Regions from separate parts of the Homo sapiens genome. Here all the other regions are linked to region 1. A link is an interaction called in ENCODE POLR2A ChIA-PET data of the cell type or tissue named here. Cell type or tissue: Panc1. All regions are shown on one strand.

Region 1 (2,500 bases):
GCTGGGCACAGTGGCTCATGCCTGTAATCCTAGCACTTTAGGAGGCCAAGGCAGGAGGATCTCTTGAGCCCAGGAGTTCAAGAGCAGCCTGGGCAACAAAGTGAGACTCTGTCTCTATAAAAAAATTAAAAAAATAGCCAGGCATTGTGGTGGATGCCTGTGGTCCCAGCTACATGGGAGGCTGAGGCAGGAGAATGACTTGAGCCCAGAAGGTGGAGGCTGTAGTGAAATAGATTCATACTAGTATACTCCAGCTTGGGTGACAGAGTGAGACTCTGACACACACACACACACACACACACACACACACACACAAACTGGCTTGCTGCCAATGTTTGAAAACTGGGAGTTTTTTTTTTTTTTAAAGTAAAATTTCTAGCTTCCTTTGAAAAATTTACACATATGAGCAATTTGTACATGGTGGGAGCTGAGTTGCAGCTCTCTCCTGAGAGTGGGTGCTCTGCAGTTCACCAGCATAGAGACTGATGGAGAACAGGCTGGGCGTGGTGGCTCATGCCTGCAATCCTAGCACTTTGGGAGGCTGAGGGGGTGGGTCACTTGAGGTCAGGAGTTCAAAAACAGCCTGGGCAACATGGTGAAACCCAGTCTACTAAAAATACAAAAAAATTAACTGGGGGTGGTGGCGGGCACCTGTAATCTCAGCTACTCGGGAGGCTGAGGCAGGAGAATCCCTTGAATCCGAGAGGCGAAGGTTGCAGTGAGCAGAGATCGCACCACTGCACTCCAGTCTAGGTGACAGAGCAAGACTCTGTCTCAAAAAAAAAAAAAAAAAAAAGAGAGAGAGAGAGAGATTGATGGAGAACAGGTGTGTGTGTGTGTGTGTGTGTGTGCCCGCGCGTGCACATGCACACACATGGTCAGGGGGGTTAAAGGGCAGGAAGAGATGATCTTTAAAAATTCAGATTCTTTCTAAAGAAAGCACAACCTGGACCACCCCTTTTACTGTGGAAGTACTTAGAAAAATAATTTTAGGCATGGAAATGCTGTTATAAATTCAAGAAAGAATAGAGACCATCTCAAATCACCATGCTGCTGTAAACATGCCGCACCGCCCAGCCCCGCTTCCTTCTACAATTCCAGTCTGTGTATTTTTGTGGGGAAGTGTACCTATTCCATTTATAATACCATGTCATATTTTCCAACCGACACCGGATAAGTTAATCAAAGATATACACTGCATCCTGAACGTCTGCTGAATTTAACCATCTATTTTTATGGTAACCAAAGAGACTTCCCAGGGGCATTGCTGCAGATAGCCAGGGGGTTGGCTCTAAAATTTTTTTAATGACTCAAAGTCCTTATTTCCAGTGCTATCAAATAAAGAATACTTATATTTGCAGAGGCATTCAATGAACTCCGAGAGATAGAAGACTTGTCCAAGTAGTTATAGTTAGTTAGCCACTTATGAAGTAAAAGGTAGACCCCAGAGGATTTACTCTCTGACTGTCTCCCTGACAAAGGCATTTGGGGCACAGGAAGGCACTTGGGTCACAGGGAGGTCTGTCTAGGAGACAGGGTCTTGGTGTCAACCGGGCTCCTGGGAAGATTTCCGCCCATGGATTTCCTAGAGGTGAATCAGCACCACCAACTTCCCATAACAGAGGTAACACCTTTCTCTAGCAAACGGAGATTGATCTGAGTGGTAAAAACTCAGCTCTTCTGTTAAGAGTATTTGCTGGTTAAAATAAAGGAGCTCATCCACAGTGGGAGTTTACATTCTGGGCTCCTAAGGGAAACTTTCAGACAGGTCCCTCTTATCCTCCAAATTAGTTTGTTCTTGGAAAAGAGCCCATGTCTTGAGTTGACCTCTTTCATTTAAGACGAGACTTGGCCATTTAAGATATTCTCTTTAATGTTTGAGTTCTGTTGTTGTTGGTTTCCCTTTAAAAGCAGGCATACTTATACAGATTCAGTATTACAAGAAATACAGAATGTCAAACATGAAGCTTCCTAGTAAGCCCCCCGTCTTTCTCTCTCTCTCTCTCTCTCACACACACACACACACACACACACACACACACACACACACACACACACAGCACGGAGAGCCACTTTTAAGCATATAGTGTATATTCTTACAGATTTGGGGGGTGTGTCCACTTGCCATTAACTAATAATTAATTAATAAATAAATAAGATTAGAATACACATACAGCTTTGCATTTATTATACCTTGAAAGGCATTTAATGTTGATCCATGTAGTTTTCCCTCAGTCTTTGTAATGGTTTCATAGACTTTCATTCCATTATTGAAGTCCCATAGTTATTTAAATGCTGTACCTGCTGTGCCCACCGAAAGGCCATACCCCATCTCCTTGACTCCTCGTCAGCAAAGCCTCAGATCTGTCTGGGTGTTCTTCCTCCCATAAGTTCTGGGAAGGCAATCCCCTGTCTCCACCCTCAACCAAAGGATAATATCAGGACTTGCATGATGATCTCATTTCGTTTTCAATGATGGGTTGTAACTCATTATTGATCA
Region 2 (2,500 bases), 300 kb before region 1:
GCTCCAGTGAAAATGTGCCCGGCAATAATCATCTAGATTCTCAAAAGGGTATTCCATTTTGCATAAGAGAAATGGAGACAAAATACAAATGAGCAGGAAGGAAATTTCCAGTTTCATTGGATAAATAAGTCACAGAATATTTTGTTAATATATGTAGACGTAGACATTTAGGGGTCAGGTTTCTTCTAGAAATATTTTAGTGCTTGCTGACATGAAACTGCTCTTTCTTCTTTGCTCCACACCCCCACAGGGCTGTGTTATGTGTCAGGTGTTGTTTGGCATCACTATAAGTCATGTTCCCACTCCTTGGAAAGCACTTCTTCTAGGAGAATTTATGAACAGTGCCAGAGCTGATCTGCATCTCAACTGGTCATTGTTTTTCTTTGTTGTTCTCAGAGGCATGGACAGAGGATTCTCTGAAGTCATCCTGACTGAAACAGCAGATTGATAATTAATTCACTTGTGGCTGGGCAGAGTGGCTCACGCCTGTAATCCCAGCACTTTGGGAGGTCGAGGTGGGTGGATGGATCACTTGAGGCCAGGAGTTCGAGACCAGCCTGGCCAACATGGTGAAACTCTGTCTCAGCAAAAAAATACAAAAAAATTAGCCAGATGTGATGGTGTGCACCTATAGTCCCAGCTACTCGGGAGGCTGAGGCACGAGACTCACTTGAACACAGGATGCAAAGATTGCAGTGAGTGGAGATTGCACCACTGCACTCCAGCCTGGGCAACAGAGCGAGACTCTGTCTCAAAAAACAAAACAAAACAAAAAAGAGAATTAATTCACTTGTGACCAGGGTGTCCCGACCTTACCATCTATACCTACAAAAATTTAAATTTCCTTTTAAATATAAAATTGTGGTAGCTGGTACTTCCTCCTCTTGGTCTGGTGATTGGAGACTGTCCTCTGGCCTATCCGAGGGTCCCCAGGGCCATCTTAAGTGAAAGCAAGATGAGTCCTTTGTGTTCTGCTGCCCCAGGCTCCTTGATGCCCAGGCACATTGCTGTTGGTGACACTTGAGAGGTCACCCCGCTGCTAAGCACAGCTATCTCCTTGGGCACTGCTACTGCTCCCACCACTTTGGCCTGAGGGAAGTGGACATTGTTCTCTGCTATTCAGGCCCCAGAATGGGAAGACCCCCTAGGTTGTCATAACGTAGAATACACCCTGCTGTAACTTTTAGCAAGTATTTACTCCATGTAAAAATAATAGAAAGTTCAACAGTGAGAAGAAGTTAACTAACAGAAGATGTGGCTATCCTTAGTGCTTATGGGCTTAGAACATCATATCTTAGGTTGGATTTCCCAGAAGCTGACTTGGAGGGAAGGAGTGAACAGCAAGTGGTTCACTTGAAGGATGATCCCAGGAAGCATTGGCAAGGGAATGGAGGCCTTCAGGGAAGGAAAGGAAATCTAGATAGGAGACGTCAATCAGAAGATTACCACTGTGGGCAACTGGGGCTCAATCCCACTGGGAACCTGTGAGAAATAGTATAGAGCTTCCCTGACCTATAAGATGGTAGCCACTAGCCACTTGTGACCCCTGAGCATTTGAAATATAGCTAGTAAGAATTGAGTTGCACTCCAAATGTAAAATACACATTGGATTTCTAACAGTATATATATATATATATATATATATATATATATATATATATATATATATATATACTGTTAGAAATTATATATATAATGTAAAACATCTTATTGATTATTTTTTATATTGATTACCACATTGATATAATATTTTAGGTAGACAAGGTTCAACAAATGTATTAATATTAAAATTAATTTCACCTGTTTCATTTTGCTTTTTAAAACTGTGGCTACTAGAAAATGTGAAATTACATATGTGACTCTCAGCATATTCCTAGTGGACAGAGCTGGTATAGAACATCCTCAGAATTGTCCCACCCTGGTACATATCCCAAGATCCAGGTTCCCCACTCAACTCTGCAGCAGGACGTCCACAGTTCAGCCCAGACTCTGCTGAACCAAGCCAAGTCCAGCTACTTTTCCTGCTTTCTCCTCCATGTGAGGTCCACATGTCTGTCCTGTAGCCCAGCAAGGAATCATGTGAACGAGAACACACAACTCCACAATAACAAGGCTTATATACAGGCGCAATACCTGATCCTATATATGAAGTGGGTTAATGTTTTAAATAATTCACTCTGTGTTCTTACCCACCCGCAGCCTGCACACCTCTTCCAGCTTTGTGCTCTCTGATTTTCTTCACTTGCACTCTAATGATCTTCCTCCCAGCCCAGAAAACTCGATATGAGTTATCATTGCTTTAGGGGAAGGATGTCGCTCTTGAAGCAGAGAATTAGCCAAATTTATAGTGTTTAAGTTCAAAAGTCACCAGTGCAGGTATAAGACAGAAACAGCCTGCTGCATAACTGCAAAATTGCAAAGAAAGCTTTGCTCTCCAGACTAAGGAGTCCACAGACTGGGGGATAGGGAGATGCTAAGGACCCCAAGGGCAGAAGGAGAG
Region 3 (2,500 bases), 140 kb before region 1:
GAGTTAGATTGCATATCACTAATGTGTAAAATGGGATTTAAGTAGTTATTCTACATAGATTTAATGTTATGTTAGGATTAACCGCAACTGGCAACAAGCACTTCATGCAAAAAATGACCTTCAGATTTTCATAAAAACCTCATTTCTGCAACTTATTACTGTGTATGACTTTGGACAAGTCACTTAACCTCAGTTACCTGAGCCTCAGTTTCCTTATCTTTTGAATAGGGTTAATAATACCACCTTTTAGGATTCACACACATTCAAAAACTTGGCATTTGTTAGCTATAGCTATTAGACATTATCTTGATGTTCACTTGCCTCCAGGATGAACATATTTAGGCTTTTTCCTAACCAGAGAATAAACCCAGAACCAAAATATATAGGTCCTACTAAGTACCCTAATAAAAGGGGAACATCTATCCAAATTATATTCCCCATCCCTTCCATTTATGTCCCCATTCCCCCATTTGATGCCTAATTCCACTTTTGGGATTTATTACCTGGTGCTAAGCATTGACTTCTTCCTGAAGAGGCCCCTACAAATGCAAAAGCTCAAGGAAACAATAATTAAAGCTATTATCACTTTGTAAGAATGCATTTGTGTGGTTTTCTCCAAGACAAAATTACCCCACATACTAACACTTGGTACCTGGGAAAGGATAAAATAGCTGTTAAAAAGGAGCAATCCTAGTCAACAGGGTACATGACAAATAAATTTAAAAAAAAAGTAAAGGGGCAAAAGGGCCTTTTGCAAAACAGGATATATTTTGCAATTTTGCTTAAGTTAAGTTTTGTCAGTTAATCATTCATTAGGTACTAAGAACCTTTGGACAGAAACTCAAGAAATTGGCATTAGTAGTTGCCTCTAAGGAGGAGAACTGGTTAGGCAGGTGCAAGAGTGGGCGTAGAAGGGCAACACCCACTTTCACTGCATATCCTTTTGTACCTTTTGATTTTGGCACTGTAGGCATTAATTATCTACACAAAAGTTTTAATTTAAAAAATTCAATCCTCACACCCTGTTATTTCTCCTACATCATCTTTTAGATTATTTGTTTACATTATTTGACATTTAAACATTGACTTTTGGCCAGGCACAGTGGCTCGTGCCTGTAATCCCAGCCCTTTGGGAGGCTGAAGCAGGAGGATTGTTGAGCCCAGAAGTTCAAGGCTGCAGTGAGCTATGATCATGCCACTGCACTTCAGCCTAGGTGACAGAGTGAGACCCTGTCTCTAAAAACAAACAAACAGAGAAGTTGCATTTTTTCCCTAAAAAGTAAGTTGGAGTCATGTAAAATTTGATAGGCCTCTAACGGCTTATTTTTCTTTAAAGTATTAAACATAAAAAATACTCAAAATCTAAAGATACAACATTATTAGACAATTAACATTATTTACTGACTTTCTGTAAATACAGTTTCCTTCACTAAAACTTAGGCTTCCTGCACACAGGGCCTGTGTTTTATTAATCTTTGAGGCCCCATTCAGGCAAACACTGGGCTTTCACAGGAATACTTTCTTGAATTCCAAGGAAGAAAAGTCATTAAATGAAACACGATGTTTTGATTAAGAAGGAATTTCTCAAGATTTTTATAAAAACAAACAAAACAACAATAACAATAGAAAGAGGCAGGGACAGGGAAAGGGAGAAGAAGAAACAGCTATAAACCACCTACGTTCATAATAGAACTTTTGGGACCTTACTGATTGGGAATGCTTGTGAAACACCAAATATGTCATAAGGAGGGAGAATTAAGGTTAATCTAAAATAATGAGAACACTTGTTCAACAAAATATTTGCTACATGCCTATTGTATACAAGGCCTTGGTGACAAAATGTTGACCAATACAGACATGATCCTAGCCCTGACAGGTTACATAATAGTGGGAGATACAGAACGGTAAACAGGCAATTATCACGTGGTATGATATATATAAAAGGAAGTTTATAGCGTTTTAGGAGCTCATAAAAGGAGAACCAATTCCATGCTTGGAAAAGTGATGTCTAAGTGGGACTAGAGCTTTGGAGTTCTCTAAACCCGAGTTCAAATCCTGGTTTTACAGGTTACACTCTATAACCCTGGCCAATTTATTTAATCTCTCCAGGCCTCAGTTTCACCAACTTTAAAATAGGAATTATGATAGTATTGAGTTCAAAGAGTTGATGTGAGTATTAATGAAATGCACATCATAAATCTGGTATGGTGTATGGCAAGTGGCAAGTACCCAATAAATATTAGCTAATAATAGTGATAACAGTAAGCTGAGAACTTAAGACAGATAAAAGGGAAGAGAGGAAAGAGGAAGAGTACCCGGACAAAATAAAAGCAATAGTCTGGTGAGCTTCAGTGAAAGAACCTCGCTCGATCCATGGATCAGGGGATGCTTGGGGTGGGATCAGAGGTGAAGCTGAAGCTGGAAAGGCAAGCACAGCCCAGCTCAATGGGTTTATCTAAGCTCAGTGGGGGCCCCTTGAGAATTTTAGTCAGAGAAGGGA

Evidence for each region. ChIA-PET counts read pairs that join two places held together with the same protein. Peaks named below come from ENCODE experiments on the same cell type or tissue, not always from the same donor. Only the 100,000 strongest peaks of a DNase experiment are listed, where the experiment ranks them.
Region 2: POLR2A ChIA-PET joins it to region 1 with 5 read pairs; 12 of 35 experiments call an interaction of 5 or more read pairs at or near these places.
Region 3: POLR2A ChIA-PET joins it to region 1 with 5 read pairs; 17 of 35 experiments call an interaction of 5 or more read pairs at or near these places.

Annotation. Positions count from the first base shown.
Region 1 is chr1:85,595,582-85,598,081 of GRCh38, forward strand. No RefSeq gene overlaps it. Among named protein-coding and RNA genes, the nearest start is that of CCN1, 16 kb to the left of the region's middle. RefSeq lists a silencer at 2,245-2,500. In Panc1, no CTCF peak of the experiment used is centred here; no DNase peak of the experiment used is centred here; H3K27ac peaks cover 1,561 bases.
Region 2 is chr1:85,291,607-85,294,106 of GRCh38, forward strand. No RefSeq gene overlaps it. Among named protein-coding and RNA genes, the nearest start is that of BCL10, 16 kb to the left of the region's middle. In Panc1, no CTCF peak of the experiment used is centred here; no DNase peak of the experiment used is centred here; H3K27ac peaks cover 1,911 bases.
Region 3 is chr1:85,459,877-85,462,376 of GRCh38, forward strand. The region is part of intron 1 of DDAH1 (dimethylarginine dimethylaminohydrolase 1); the gene reads right to left. Among named protein-coding and RNA genes, the nearest start is that of DDAH1, 4.0 kb to the right of the region's middle. In Panc1, no CTCF peak of the experiment used is centred here; no DNase peak of the experiment used is centred here; H3K27ac peaks cover 1,546 bases.